Regions from separate parts of the Mus musculus genome. Here region 1 is linked to region 2. The links are chromatin loops, found by intact Hi-C in ENCODE. Cell type or tissue: heart. All regions are shown on one strand. Links, peaks and the distances in the headings refer to the core of each region. The heading gives the core; the rest is flanking DNA.

What was found. Peaks named below come from ENCODE experiments on the same cell type or tissue, not always from the same donor. Only the 100,000 strongest peaks of a DNase experiment are listed, where the experiment ranks them.
Region 1: it touches region 2 in a loop (4-fold over the local background); 4 of 42 quality-filtered maps call a loop at or near these places.

What each region holds. Positions count from the first base shown.
Region 1 is chr9:73,038,654-73,045,822 of GRCm38, reverse strand. It overlaps Pigb (phosphatidylinositol glycan anchor biosynthesis, class B), which reads left to right and starts at 6,124. Exons shown (of 12, transcript NM_018889.3): 1 at 6,124-6,361; 2 at 7,065-7,169. The coding sequence starts at 6,232. It overlaps Pigbos1 (Pigb opposite strand 1), which reads right to left and starts at 6,105. Exons shown (of 2, transcript NM_001308425.1): 1 at 5,958-6,105; 2 at 3,041-3,391. The coding sequence starts at 3,320. The coding sequence ends at 3,147. It overlaps Rab27a (RAB27A, member RAS oncogene family), which reads right to left and starts at 1,013. Exons shown (of 6, transcript NM_023635.6): 1 at 812-1,013. In heart, for the core only: no CTCF peak of the experiment used is centred there; a DNase peak (open chromatin) is centred at 6,152; H3K4me3 peaks cover 2,114 bases; H3K27ac peaks cover 1,620 bases.
Region 2 is chr9:72,980,885-72,989,159 of GRCm38, reverse strand. Ccpg1os (cell cycle progression 1, opposite strand) reads left to right here and starts at 3,784. Exons shown (of 2, transcript NM_001198789.1): 1 at 3,784-4,019. The coding sequence starts at 3,993. Ccpg1 (cell cycle progression 1) reads right to left here and starts at 3,656. Exons shown (of 9, transcript NM_001286544.1): 1 at 3,487-3,656. In heart, for the core only: a CTCF peak has its summit at 3,455; DNase peaks (open chromatin) are centred at 3,049 and 3,709; H3K4me3 peaks cover 1,788 bases; H3K27ac peaks cover 1,493 bases.

The sequences.
Region 1 (7,169 bases), core at 4,670-7,169, 54 kb before region 2:
AGGCAGCTCCCATTCAGGCGCGCTTAGCATTTCTGAATACCCCCCCTTCCTTTCTTTTTGGTGTTTGTTTTTTGAGAAAGAGTCTCCTGTAACCCAGGCTGGTTTCAAGCACACACTATGTAGCAAAGGCTGACCTTGAACCCTGGATCCTTCTCTGTCCACCTTCCAAATGCAGGGATTACTTTTCCCATACCGGTTCCACTCTACAGGGAGCTTTAAAGAATACGAAATGTCTCCTGCCTTCCTCACCCGGCTGGGCTGAACAGCTAAGGCAGAACAGCTGTTAGCCCTTGGGCTTGAAAGAGAAGCCTAGGGGAATACTCCAGACAACAGCAAGATGCAAAGGCCAGGGGGGCTGCTGAGACGCCTCAAGATCTCCTACATTACAGAGCTGGCTTTCCAAATCGGTACCCAGCTACTGGGCCAGAGACCCGGTCTTGGCAAAGTGACCAAAATATGTCATCCATCAATTCTACCTCCGATAGGGTGACTCTAAGACCAGGCTGACCAGCTGGGTTCTCTGAATGACAGGAAAAGGCAGAGCCCTTTCTCACCTGAAAGCAGCAGGACTCTAAAGACTTTAAAGTCAAAGACTTCTAAAACCGAAGTGAGGGAAGGACAGAGGGATGGGCAGACCTATTTCTCTTCCCCTCATTAAAGGGATTTTGGCACCTAGATGCCACCCGGGATAACCTTCAGCCCCTGGAACTCCAGAAAACCAGCATCCATTCCGAAGATCTGTCCCCTGGTTGCCCTAGGGCTGACTTGCTCGCCTGCAATCTGCAGCGCGCCCAGAACGCTGAGTGCTCACCCGGTTTGGTGCTCTGTCCGGTGCTGTCCCTGCGGTGTTGCGTCCCTGCAGTGCTAGATTCCCAACGTGCCGCGTCCTCGCTGTGCTCTATCCCTTAGGTACTCCCTTCCAAATGGAGCTCGGGACCCCGTGCGACTGGCCTTTTTTGGGTGCTTGGCGCTATTTTCCGTCTGGCCCCACATCACTTCCCGTAGAGGAGAGCGCGGTGGGGGCGGGTCCTGAGCGGCCTCCACCTCCGCCTCCTGTCACCTGCCCGCAGGCCCCCAGCCACAGAAACGACTGCTCGCCTCGCCTGGCACGGATCGGGTCTCCTCGCCCCTTCTGAAAGGTGTGAGAACCACAGAGGGTGGTTTTCCTTGAGACCAAGAGAGCCATTCACAAAAAGCTCAAATTGCCCCAGGATCCGGGTAAGGCGAGGCGTGCCCTGGAGACTCCAAAGGTCTGTCCTAAAAGCTTTTTCATGGCTGTGCATCCTCCCTGGAGACAGCTTGGGCATGGCCTACTGGGGTTCCTGGACTCGATGATGAGAAAAATAGGTAAGATTCAGTCAGAAGAAAATAAACACTATTCTGGAAGGCAATGGCCAGCGGAGTCTACATGCACACAGTCTAACTCGGATTACACTCACCCTGAAGTCCTAAAACACTGTTAGGGCAGGCAGTTACTGCACAGTAAGAGGGAAATTATGGGGTGGCATAACATGCTAAGACCCGGCAGGGTCCGGAGCAGCCTATGACCCTCTGCTGCCTCCTAGTGGCCTTCTACCGATGCCTAGGGTTTTCTGTGAGCAGTCTGGGTCTCAACCTGGGGATGGAGGACATTAGCCAAATCCGTCCAAAGGTGGTTCTGCGCTTCACACTGGCCTTTGGGCCTGCCCTGTTGCTTTCAGAATTCCACTTCCAAGACAAGCAAAATGCTGAGAAGGAAGACTGGGCTAAGTTCTGTCCATGCAGTTTCATTCATCCCTAGGGCCTGCCACCACAAACTCCGCGGTCCAGCTGTCCCACCCACCTGCACACCCAGTCACCCCTCCTGTCTGTAGCTACTAGGACTGCACCACAGTGCAGTTTCTCAATCTGTAGATGGCAGCTACTGGAGTCACCCACGCTTGTAAGCAACCCCAATAAACTGGACCGGTACAGAATCTTTTCTATCATTCCATCAGGGCTGAAGAGAAATACCCTCCCCAGGAAAAGCAAGGCAACCATCTTCCTTCAGGCACTAGCTCTTTTTTTTTTTTTCTTTTTGGTTTTTCGAGACAGGGTTTTTCTGTGTAGCCCTGGCTGTCCTGGAACTCACTCTGTAGACCAGGCTGGCCTTGAACTCAGAAATCCGTCTGCCTCTGCCTCCTCCCGAGTGCTGGGATTAAAGGCGTGTGCCGACGTCACCACCACCCGGCTCTGGCACTAGCTCTCAAGGAGCTATCACTAGAGGCCAAGACAGGTGGATTTCTGAGTTCGAGGCTAGCCTGGTCTACAGAGTGAGTTCCCAGACAGCGAGGGCTACACAGAGAAACCCTGTCTCAAAAAACCAAAAAAAAAAAAAAAAAAAAAAAAAGGTACCAGCTTTCAATACCATCACCCTGGAGACCAGGCATCCTACACATAAACCTGGAGGTGACGAAGGTCTATGAACTATATTGGGGAACAACACTGTCACTGGTAATGGCTGGTACTTCTGATCCTCCTGCTTCCACCTGAGTGCCTGGATCACACAACTGCATCACTTTGCCCAGGGTGTGAGGTGCTGGTCCTGAAACCTAGGGCTTCATCTGTGCCCTGAGACTTGACTATGCATCTGGTTCCAAGAGTCCATGTCTCAGCCTGGTCTGAGATTATGTGACATACTCTAAACCAGCAAACAATGAAAACAAACAAACAAACAAACAAACAAAAAACATGCCAGACTAGAGAAATGGCTCAGTGGTTAAGAGCACTGACTGTTTTTCCAGAGGTCCTGAGTTCAATTCCCAGCAAACACATGGTGGCTCAAAACCATTTGTAATGAGGCTCAGATGCCCTCTTGTAGTGTCTGGATTTATTTATTTTCTGTATATGAGTACACTGCTGTCTTCAGACACACCAGAAGAGGGCATCAGATCCCATTACAGATGGTTGTGAGCCACCATGTGGTTGCTGGGAATTGAACTTAGGACCCCTGGAAGAACAGTCAGTGTTCTTAACTGCTGAGCCATCTCTCCAGCCCAAGAACTACCTTTATAAATAACTTAGATTCATTACCCATGATTTATTTATTTAAAGCATACCTAAAGTCTTACTAGACTAATAGTCGGTGTGATTTCAATAGAACGTTAAGCAAGGTTTACAATTTCAGTTTATGCAGAATTAGCTCCCTTTTCTTCTGATTCTTCCAACAACTTCACCTTTTCTTTTAATTCCTTCTGATCTCTGGAATATTGTTCAAATATTGGCTGATAAATATACATTCCTCCAGCAATTCCAAGGATGGCAGCAAAAAGCAGTTGTGGAAGTGGCAATCTCCCGAGCATTGCAGCGGCAGGTAGCGCACAAGCTGAGGGTGGCTATGCTCCCCGGGCAGCAAACCGCTTCAGAGCTGTTTCTAAGGAAAAGGGACAAAAAAAAAAAAAAAAAAAAAAAAAAAAGGACCACTTAGTACAGCAGACTTTTAGAAACAATTTTATTTTGTGCTATGTGTGCGACTGAGTGCAGGAGTCTGGAAGCCAGAAAGTTACAGGCAGCTGTCATCTAACACAGGTGCTGGGAACTGAACTCAGGTCCTCCGGAACAGCAGCTCACTCTTCACTCCAGCCCCATCTGCTCTTTAGAAGACTTGTTACTACTTTCCTCTGGCATGAATGTTTTGTAATATTTAAAAATCACTAACTAGGGCTGGAGAGATGGCTCAGCGGTTAAGAGCACTGACTGCTCTTCCAGAGGTCCTGAGTTCAATTCCCAGCAACCACATGGTGGCTCACAACCATCCGTCATGGGATCTGACGCCCACTTCTGGTGAGTCTGAAGTCAACTACGGTGTACTTATGTATAATAAATAAATCTTTGGGACTGAGCAAGCAGAGGTCCTAAAAAAATTCAATTCCCAACAACCACATGAAGGCTCACAACCATCTGTACAGCTACAGTGTACCCATGTACATAAAATAAATCTTTAAAAAAACCAAGAATCACTAACTAATAAATACATAAGGGTAGCATGACAGCACATAGGCTTACTATGGGATATTTTCTAAAATCTCAATTAGGTTGTCAGTAGTTAAAAATCATATTTTATATTAAAATTGTTATTTCTTCCAGGCATCGTAGCACATGCTCATATTCCCAACAGTTGGGTCCAGGCAAGAGGATCAGGAACTCAAGGTTACCCTCTGGCTGCACTGCCAGTTGGCGGCCAGTCTGGATTCCATAACAGGTTCTCGGAGAACAAGTCAATAAAAACCTTAAAAAGGAACCTATAGGGAATGCAAGTTTGAGGGTGGTGTGAGACAGAGATGCATCCTCTTCTATCAGGGGATGTTCCCAGGGAGTTATTTTGTGTGTATTTGCCTGTGAGTTATTTTGTGTGTATTTGCCTGTGAGTTATTTTGCATTTGAGTGTTTGTTCTGGTTCTTTATGATAGGCAGGCTGCTCTAGATTACAATTCTGCCTTCACCACCCCAGTGTTAGGATGACAGGTGTGCGCCACTAACATGGCTGCTGGAAGTCTTCTCAGAGCGTTTAAACTGGTAATTTTCAAAATGGCAAAAGGAGGGGAAGGGATGGCTGACGGCTTTCAAGTCGTTTAATACTTTTTCTCCAAGAGGTGCCCGAAAGGACTCAGAAGTGAGTGTCTCTGTTTAAGCTTCCTCTAAAGGATGATAGAGAGAGGGGACAAGTGACCTCACTATGCCTTCTGCAGTAGCTGTAACTCTTTTAAGCAAGCTGTATGACAAAAGCGATTTTTAAGAGGCTGTAAAACTTCACTGAGCCAGGTGTGGTGGTGCAGGATTTTAATTCCAGCACCAGGTGTGGGCAGAGACTATGTGAGTCTGAGGCCTGTCTGGTCTAAAGAGCTGAGTTCCAAGCCAGCCAAGGCTACATAGTAAGAGCCTATCTCAAAAAAAGCAAAAGCAAATTATGTTGAGTTCTTTTGATATTTTAGGAGAAATCAAACGCAAATCATTTGCATGCCTTCTTTGAGAAAAATGGGGTGGGGGTGTAGAAGATTTTGCTTCTCGATCCAACAACTGAAAACAGTAGAAAGTGACAAATGAACAACACAGCACTTTCCGTGTCAACCCCCTCAGCATCTGGGTCAGAGGCTGTGAATGAAGAGAGCACAGGGAAGGAGCCACACACTTTCTGGACTCCGATATGGATCCTTAATCCAAGCCTCAGGTCACAAAAATAATCAGCAACTCCTTCCTGTACTGTAAGGAGCTTGCCCTAAATAGTTCTCAGGCATAATTTAAGCTCGCCGAGGAAAGAAAAGCATGTCTTCTCCTGGATTATACAGTTGACCACACAAAAGACAATTTATGTGTATGGGTGTTCGTCTTCATGTATGTATCTGCAATAGCACGCATGCCTGGTACCCTCGGAGACACCAGGCTAGTATATGGGTATTCTGCAAGTGCAGTCAGTGTTTTTAAGCCCTGAACCAGTTCTCCAGCCCCCACCAACTAATTTTTTAAATGCCTTGATTGCTGGTCATGATGGCCCATGCTTTTGATCCCAACATCCATAAGACAGAGGCAGGAGTTTGAGGCCAGTCTGGTCTACACAGCAAGTTCCAGGCCAGCCACGGTTATATAAGACTGTGGCCCTGTCACAAAGATAAGAGGAGACAGAGTGTGGTGGCTTAGGCATTAAATCCCAGCACTCATGAGGCAGAGACGGTAATTCTCCCGAGTTCAAGGCCAGTCTGATCTACATAGTGAGATCGACTCCAGAAAATAAAAAGTTGATTAGAAAATAGATAATTAGGGATAGAGAAATCCATTGGGGTGGTAAAAAATTGATAATAAAAATTCATTGAGTTATAACTTTTTCCTATTATTGTAAGAACCGTGATGAAACTTCCCACGCGAGGACGTGGCGTGAGGGATGAGCACCGCGGTCACCCGGGAGCTGGTCCTCAGCGATGCACTGCCTCCCTCTGCTCTGTTACCTCCGAGCGCCTCCTCGGCGGGCGCTGTGCGAGGTGTGTCAGGCGGAGTAAAGAATCCAGAATCTTTATTTTTGTCTTTTCCAGCATTGAACACTGGTCAGGGAGGTTTGCTCCTGACCCACCCGGAGACTCATCCGCTTCCGGCAGCACTTCCTGCCGCGGTAGTGCCGGAGCAGCGAAGGGACGGCGGCTCGCGGGGCCCAATCTTAGTGGCATGTGTCCGCCTACAAGAAAGTGAGGGGCGGGCACCGTGGGCTGCAGGTAGCCGGGGAGGATGGAGTCCCAGGCCGCCGACTATAACCCGGCCTCCCGCAATCTCCACGGCAGCTCGGGAGAAATGAAGCTGCGGAGGAGGAAGTCCAGGCAGTACGTGAGCGCGCAGGAGAAACGCTCTCCGCGCCGTGGTGAGTGCCGGGCTCACGGCAGAGCTCGGGGCACCTGGGACTACACAGCGTGGTGGCAATGAGCTCAGGCTCGCTGAACACAGTCTCTTCGCTGTGTTGTGCTGACTGTGCTTAGACGTGTCTCAATCCTCCTGCATCAGTCTCCCCAGTGCTGTGTGGTGATGTCACATCATCACACCTGGCATACAGATTTTCACATAAAATCTTTCCCTACCTCCAAGCACCACCACTGTTGGTAACTAAAGCGAAAATACAGGCTGCCTGCACACTGGGAAAAGCAAACTTTGGAAACAGCCGACCGACTACCTAGTCAGTAACAGTATTTTTGTGTTGGGCAAAGCAGTTTCTGAACCTTAGCATCCTCACAAGTAAAACAGGTTCAGACTCACCAGTGGTTAACAAATTGTGTGTGTGTGTGCGTTGTGTGTTCTTTAGTGGGGTTTGTATCTATTTTTTGCGGTGGGGGGAGGTGTTCGTGGGTTGTTTTCTATTCCCTACAGATTGCTAGGGAATAGAAAACACTCCATGGCCTCAGCAAGCTAGACAAGAGTTCCACCCCTGAGCTAGTGCCTCAGCTAGCTCAGTGGAGTGCTGTGGAAGGTGTTAACAGAGAGGGAGCCAGTGCACCGGGCATGTGGCATTGGGGGGTGGGGGGAACTCGCTCACTTTTATGCCACACTTACTGCTTTGATTTGCTTTCCAGGTCTTCTTGGAGAAAACACTTACCTGGTCTTGTTTACCATCGCTCTGCGAATACTTAACTGCTTCTTAGTGCAGACAAGCTTTGTTCCTGATGAATACTGGCAGT
Region 2 (8,275 bases), core at 2,502-5,001:
AAAACAAAAATACTACCATCTAAAAAGCAATAAAGGCTGGCTCACGCTGGCTCACACCTGTACTCAGAAGGCTAAGGCAGAAAACTGCAGCAAGCTCCAGGCCTTGGGCTGAGGAAGACCCTGTCTTAAAAAAGAAAACAAAACAAAGAATCCCAGAGCTCAGAACGCAGAGGCAGGTGGAGGCCAACCTGGTCTACTAGTCCAGGACAGCCTAGGGTGTTTCGCCAAGAAACCCTGTCTCAGAAAAACAAAAACAAAACGGAGGTATAACTCAAAGGTTATACCTGGGCTCACAGCCACCAAGCTGGGCAGCCAGAATTTGACCTCCAGGACACAATCACATGGTGAGTCTGAGATTCCCATAAATTATCCTTTCCTCTGTTTACATACAAAATAAAAATATAACCAAGGCAAAGTGATGAGAGTTACTCCTCCTAAGGTCGCTAATGACGAAACACAGTCACTATTCTTTAGAAGAACAGAAGCAAAGATGTAGACTAATGAATTGTATAATTTTATCTGTTCACACTGAATCTAACAAAAAAATTAAATATAGCTCAAATTATCAGACATATAAAGCCTACTACTTAATTATCTTCAAACAGGGTCTGTTAGCCAGGATAACCGTGGACTCCTGATTCTTCTTCTGACCTCCCATGTATAAGGATTATAGGCAAGTTCTATCACTCCAAGCTAACTCCCACTTGTAAATGCTTACAAATAAACAAGCTGTTTTCAGCTGAACATGGTGGCCCGGGTCAGTGAATCAGAGACCAGCCAAGGGTACAGTAAGACTGTCTCCTGCCCCTCCACATATTTTTTTTTTGCATGTGTATTAAAATAACCAAGATTTGTCTAGTCTAAAGTATCTTTTATGTTTCATTTTTGTTCTAGTTAACAACAGGTCAAAAGACACATACATGCTAAGAATTATTGTTAGGATGCTTTTTATTCTTTCCAGACAACTAATTGGTCTCTTTCCCTTCTCCTCAAAATAATTTCCATTTAAATTCATATATGGTTTGTGAATTCAGTATAACTGAGGATTGTGCTTTGGTTTGTTTGTTTCTTTCTTTCTTTTTTTTTTTTTTTTTTTTTTGGGGGGGGTTTCGAGACTAGGTTTCTCTGTATAGCCCTGGCTGTCCTGGAACTCAGAAATCCACCTGCCTCTACCTCCCAAGGACCGGGATTAATAAAGGCATGAGCCATCACTGCCCAGCTGTGCTTTGGTTTCTTTTGTTGTTGATCAGTTTGCATGTGTCTTGTTGGGTTTTTTTTTTTTCCTACTTCCTGATTTGCTTTTTTGAGGTAAGGCCTGCCTCCTTAGTGAAGGGATTAGTGTGCACCACCCACCCGGCTACCCTGTTTGGACTGTGTACTGCTTTGTCCTTTTTTGGAAACTGGATCTTGTTGTGTAGCTCAGATTGGCCTTAAATTTCCAATTGTTCTGCCTATGCCTCCTAAGCTATGTTAGACCTAGGCCATTACACTAACTTCTTTATTTACTTTTAGTTTTTAAGCCCAACACCCAGCCCCACAGCCCCCCACCCCCATCTCTGTGCATCTGTGTTCAGAGGACAGTGAGCAACTTATGGGGGGTCAGTTCTCTCCATCCTGTGGGTTCCAGAAATGAACCTCTGATGGCAGACTTGTTCAGCGAGTCCCCTTACCCATGGAGACACCTTGCCAGCCCATTTACTTTAGAAAGTCATACTTAAAGAATCTAAAGATAATGGAGGCAAGAGCATGTAGAATTCAAGGCTACATAGCCAACTGGTAGCTGGCCTGGGCTATATGAGATGCTGTCTTTTAAAGATTTCAGAGCTGAAGAAACAGCTCAATGGTGGAGAACAAATACTAGGAGGACAGTTCCCAACTCTTCTGGTCTCCACAGGCACTGCATACACAAGCTGCCTTTACAGCAGACAAAACATACAAAAACACATCTTTTAAAAAAAAAAAAAAAAAAAAAAAGGTGGTGCATCCCCAGAAAACACAGTAAAGCGTAAAGAGGTCAGTTTAGTTTCACATCCTAGACAATCACCTTCATAACTAAATATCCTTAAAACTCCAATGGAAACACAACAGTCTATTCTTTGGCTTACAGTACAAAACTGGTTCTAGGAGTTGTTCTGATCATCCTGGGGCTTAAACTCAGGGCCTCACATACATTAAGCAAGTACTGTACCAAAGAACTACATTCTCCGGTCTTTTTATACAGAAATATGCTCTCCACTATATTGCTCAAGTGGTCTCAAACTTGCCATTCCCCTGCTTCAGTTTCTAAATATCTGGGGTACCACCTTTAACTGGAATTTCAACTTTGGTGTAACAGGGTTAAAACAGCATTTACAGCAGGCTCCATGGTACCCAACTACGATCACAGTGCCTAGGACGCTTAGGCAAGAGAACTCCCAGGTCTAGCCTGGGATATATTAGTATCAGGACAGCCAGAGATACACAGCAAGAAAAAAAAGCCAAAAGCATTAACTCACCCTTAACAACCTTCTCAGTTCCCCTGTGACTTGAGCTTGTCAGAATAGCAAACTACTCACACCAGTTATACATGATAAATATCCCCTGAGAAATCTAAGACCTATTAAGATTGGGATCTTAAAGTTAGTCGGTGGACTCAGAAGGCAGAGGCAAACGGATTTCTGAGTTGGAGGTCAGCTTGGACTACAGTGCAAGTTTTAGGATAGGTGGAGATACACAGAGAAACCCTACCTCAAAAAACAAAAACAAACAAACCAAAAAAACCCAATCCACCCACTCCAAAAAAAAAAAAAAAAGGCGAAAGAAAAAATATTGGGTCTTTAAGATAGTTAGTGCTGACATTTCAAACATTATGTGACCTTGCTGGAAAGGTCTCATAGCACCCCTAACTGAGAATAACCAACTGGTTGCCCTTTCTAGGGACAAGCAGCCCCATACAGCCAATAAAGCAAAAGTGGGAGAGGGCAGTGCATGATGGTTCACCCTTAAGGAAAACACCCCAGCTGGTTGCGGTCTAGAACTCGGGCGCTGCCCCTGGCAGAGTTGGGATAAATGAGAGGTAAACACAAACGACACACGCGCAGCTGCTACTTAGGACAAGCCGTCAGCCTAACAAACGCTGGTAAGGACCCGGAGGGGAAGCGTGAAGAACGGGCGGAGAACAGGCTTCGGGGCTGAATAGGAGTATACTTCTGGGGTGCACACTTTTCTATTCCTGACACCTGGGACCTCCGAGCCGGCTCAGAGTGACGCACGCGGCATCTCAGCATACGGATGCAGCTGCACCTGAATCCCGGGGCGCCCAGCTCCGAGCTCGCGGGGCTGCAGCCTGCGAGCCCGCGCCTAACACCTGCCAGGTCGCGCCCTCCGCCCGAGGTCGCCCGAGGACCAAGGCATCCACCAGGAGAAAGCCTCCCGGCGCTGCGCCCGAAGGTACGAGTTGCAGCCCGCGGCCGCCCCATCAGCCCGACCTGCGCCCCAGGGTCTTACCCGAAGACAGCGCCTCTTCCGCCCGACCGCGCCAGCTGTCACCGTGGCGGCGTCCGCGCTCCAGACGCCAGTGACGCCTCATAAAAACAACAACCTGCTCGCAGGCGTCCGCAGCGGGGAAGCGGTGGCAGGCGCGGCGCAGCAAGGCATGCTGGGACTTGAAGTTCCTCCTACGTCTCCTGCCAGCTCGCGGCGAGCAAAAAGAACTACGACTCCCGAAGATGCGTACGGCCCGCACCCCTGAGGCTACCGGAAGCTGGGCGGAGCGACTGCGGATCTCCACAACATCCGGGCTCCCACGCCTGCAGCCGGTTGCCACGGAGACGGGCTGCCACACTGGAAGACGGAGGGTTTCCACCCACCGTCTTCCTCCCCAGAAATTGTAGTTTACGGGACTCCGATCGTCTTGCTGTTGCTTTCCGTCGGTTCTGTAAGAAGACTGGGCCCTACGCCTTCGCCAGACTTCTCGCTATCAGGAAAGAGTTGCTTTTGCCGAAGAGATTAAGATGGCGAGAGAGACAGACTGCGACTTGGTGGGTTTGGGCAGAGAGCTAGATGCTTTTGAAAGTCGAATTCATAATAGTGTTTGAGGCACCATCTACTCCCACTCACTAGTCACCAAGCTGTTATATTTACAAGTTTAAATGCACGATCCACAAAGTAATTACTCTGAAGGTGTATAGGAGGCACCTCACTACAAATGATCTTTTGTCCAGGATGGTTTTTGTTTTGCATTATCTATTTGCAGTCGTGGGGATCGAACTCAGGGACTTGTGCATGGTAGGTAATCTCTGTTCTACTGAACTACACCTCCCAGCCCTAGAACCTTCATGTTTTTGTCACTTAGAGTATGCCTAGTCTAAAAGGATGGAAGAGGGTGAATAGGAGTGCACTCACCCCAGAGGGAAGTTACCGTTCCTCTGTCCCCTACCTGTCTAGTGAGTAAACAGTAAAGGAAACCATTCAACAAGCTGATGTTGGGCAAAAGCTAGTTCACATTTAGATCTGATATTTGTGTTGCTGTAACTAGGGATTGAACCTCAAGCCTCACACAAGCTAAGAAAGCCCTCTACAAAGGAGGTAGATCCCTAACCCCTCGTTTTTGTTTGGGTGAGAGGGGAGTTCTGGGTGGTGGGTTTTTTTTGAGACAGAGCTTCTCAGAGTAACTCGGGCTGACTTTAAATTCTTTGTGTAGCTGGCACTGAATTCCAGAACCCCTTGCCTTTATTTCCCAAGTGTTAGGATTACAGGCCTATGCTACTACACTCTGCTCTTCCAACTTGGTGAACAGGCGAAAATTTAAATAACAAAGCTGGCTTTACAGTGAGTGGGTTTGTAAAGTGGTACTTACTTTGATTACTTATGAGCTGTAGACGAGATAGCACGGTCCCCCATGACTTGGTGTAGATAAGACACCTGGTGACTTGGATTATTGAAGTGACTTTTTAAAATCATTAAATCTAGACCTGAAGGTGATTGTGTTAGTCAGGGTTCTCTAGAGTCACAGAACCTATGGATAGTCTCTATATAGTAAAAGAATTTATTGATGACTTACAGTCCCCAGCCCAATTCCCAACAATGGTTCAGTCGCAGCTGTGAATGGAAGTCCAAGGATCCAGCAGTTACTCACTCAGTCTCACACAGCAAGCAGGCGAAGGAGCAAGAGCAAGACTCCCTTCTTCCAATGTCCTTATATTGTCTCCAGCAGAAGGTGTAGCCCAGATTAAAGGTGTGTTCTACCACACCTTTAATCCCGGATGACCTTGAACTCGGAGATTTAATCCTCTGGAATCCATAGCCACTATGCCTCAAGATCTCCATACCAAGATCCAGATCAGAATCTTCTATCTCCAAGCCTCCAGATAAGGGTCACTGGTGAGCCTTCCAATTCTGGATTGTAGTTCATTCCAAATATAGTCAAGTTGACAACCAGGAATAGCCACTACAGTGATTTAGGGCTTTTTGTTTTGTTTTGTTTTGTTTTGTTTATAATGTAGAATAGAGTTTATTTAGGGCTTGTGGAGGGGAGTTAAGAGAGTAGTAGAAGCAGAGAAAGGCAGAGAGAAGGAGAGAGTAGAGAAGTAGAGACCAGCCATGACCATGTGGAGAAAGGAGGAAGGGAAAGGGAGCAAGATGTAAAAGAGAGGCAAGAAAGGTGATTTAGTTTTAGGGCCAGTAGTAGCAAGGGTGATTTGATGGTAACTGAAGGAGAATAGTAATATAAAAAAAAAACAAAACAAAACAAAACAAAACCCCATGGTACAGTTAGACAGGAGTGGCCCAGACCTAGAATCCCAGCACTATGAAGGCAGGAGAATTGCCAGGAGTTTGAGGCCGAGTAATCATTGAAAGAGAGATGGCTCATCTGTTAAGAGCACTACGTGCTCCCCAGAGGTCCTGAGTTTGATTCCCAGCAACCATAAGGTGGCTCACAACCATCTATGCTGATGCCATCTCCTGGTGTACAGGTGTACATGCAGATAGAGCATCCATATATGTAAAATAAGCAAATCTTGAAGAAAAAAGAAGAAAAATCCATGCATCCAGCATTTTAATGATTCTATTCACCTTTCCTTCAAGGTAGCTCAAAATCTGTGGTTTGGGTTTTGTTGATGTTCTTAGCTGCTGCTGCTGCTTCTTCTTCTTCTTCTTCTTCTTCTTCTTCTTCTTCTTCTTCTTGGGTTTTGTTGATGTTCTTAGCTGCTGCTGCTGCTGCTTCTTCTTCTTCTTCTTCTTCTTCTTCTTCTTCTTCTTCTTCTTCTTCTTCTTCTTCTTCTTCTTTTTTTTTTTTTTTTTTTTTTTTTTTTTTTTTTTTTTTTGGTTTTTCCGAGTCAGGGTTTCTCTGTGTAGCCCTGGCTGTCCTGGAACTCACTTTGTAGACCAGGCTGGCCTCAAATTCAGAAATCTACCTGCCTCTGCCTCCCAAGTGCTGGGATTAAAAGCATCCTTAGCTATTTTTAAGTGGGTTACATCTAGATGGAAGTTCCTGCCTTACACCACACTTTTCTAGTATTCTAATTTCTAGATTTTTTTCTTTTTTGAGACAGGGCTTCCTGTATCCCATGATGGCTTGTCTCCCTGAGATGACCCTTCTGACCCTCTGTGTGATTACTGGTATGAACCATCGTGCCTAGTTCATGTGGTACTGGAAATAGACCCCAGGGCCTATATATGTTAGGCAAGCATGCTACCAACTAAGCCACATCTCCAGCCTGTAATTTGCAGATTTTTAACTTAACATTCAGAAACTGAATTTTACTTAGATACTAAAAGAATCCTGGGATTGAGAAACAACTCAGTTGTGTTAACCAGAACCTGACTAGCAGGGCATTGGCAGCCTAGGCCTATAGTCCTAGAACTGCAGGAGAACTCCTAAGGATTCTGATTTCTCCAGGAAATTCACTGTTGTCCAGGATGGGAGGTGAAAGTGGGCAGTCCACAGTGGACGCTGGAGGCCAGAGGAGGGACTTGCCCACCAAGGAAAGACTTGTCTTTGGCAAATAGCTAAATGTGTATATGCCTCTCTCCTAAGCGTCTACCTAGAAAAGAAAGGGAGAGAGAAGCAAGGAGGGAGAGAGAAATACAGAGAAAAGAGAAACTCAAAAAGCATTAGATTCAAGAGCTGCCTTCCCCTGAATCTTAGCAACCCCTCTACCTCTGACAGGGTGTCTTTGGTGCCACCACACCTTGCTAGGGATCTGACAACCGTCTGTAGATTACTCCTCTGTTAGCACAGCCAGGTCTGGCAGCTCCCCCTAGAGCTGACATCTTTTAAAGGCTGCCGGGAGGAGTTACTACCTTGGAGTACATTAGAGGATGGGAAAGCATGAAAGACTTAGACAGGGAAGAGAGCTGTAGACTCTAGTGAACAAGGCTGTGTGATTAAGTCATCTGCTCCAAGAGTCTCTGTTTCTCTGACTGACACAAAGCCAGGGAGGGACCTTGCCCTTCTCGGGTAGGTAGCTCCTACAGTTTGTTTTGGCGGTTTGTTTTGTTTACCGGTACAGGGGGTTGAATGCATAGGCTGTATGTACCACATAACTCCATATGCAGTTTACTTTTTGTTTTGTTTTGAAACTGGGTTTCATGTAGTCCACTCTCTGTGTAGCCAAGAATGACCTTAAGTTAGTGGCACCTCCCAAGTGTCACCAGACATGGTACCTTATTTCTATCTCTGAAGCAGGGTCTTGTGATGTAACCCTGGAGCCCTGGCTGGTTCAGAATCGCCTATGTAGACCAGGCTGGCTTCAGACTTAGCAAGCTCATATTAGTGACTCCTCAATGTTGGGATTCAGATGTGTGCCACACTAGAGCCAACTCTGCCTTATAGTTACCAATGAAATAAGTAAAGCAGCCAGGAATGGTGGCTAGCCTTGTCACCCCAGTACTACTTTAGAGAACATCAGTTCACACTAGTAAACTACACTGTGACACAGCCTCATTCTTAACTATGTAAGATACTTAAAGTGTTCTGGAGCTAGTACAAGTAATCTCATAGCCAAGCATGCTGGCACAAGTCTGCTCCAGTTCCAGCACTCAGGAAGCTGAGGCAGGAGTGGTGCTTTAAGTTCAAAGGCAGTCTGGACTACAGAATGAGACTCTTGTTTCAAAGAACCAGGGCAAGACAGTGTGTCAGCAACAGCGGAAGCCAGAACACTCCACCAGTGTGAGTTCTTTCCAGAGACCTCTTGGGTGAGAAAGATTACTGACTAACACAGAGTTTCAGGAGTTATGTATAAATCAAGGCTGGAGTTGATTAGGAAACCTCTAGTGTAGGTTGCAGCACAGA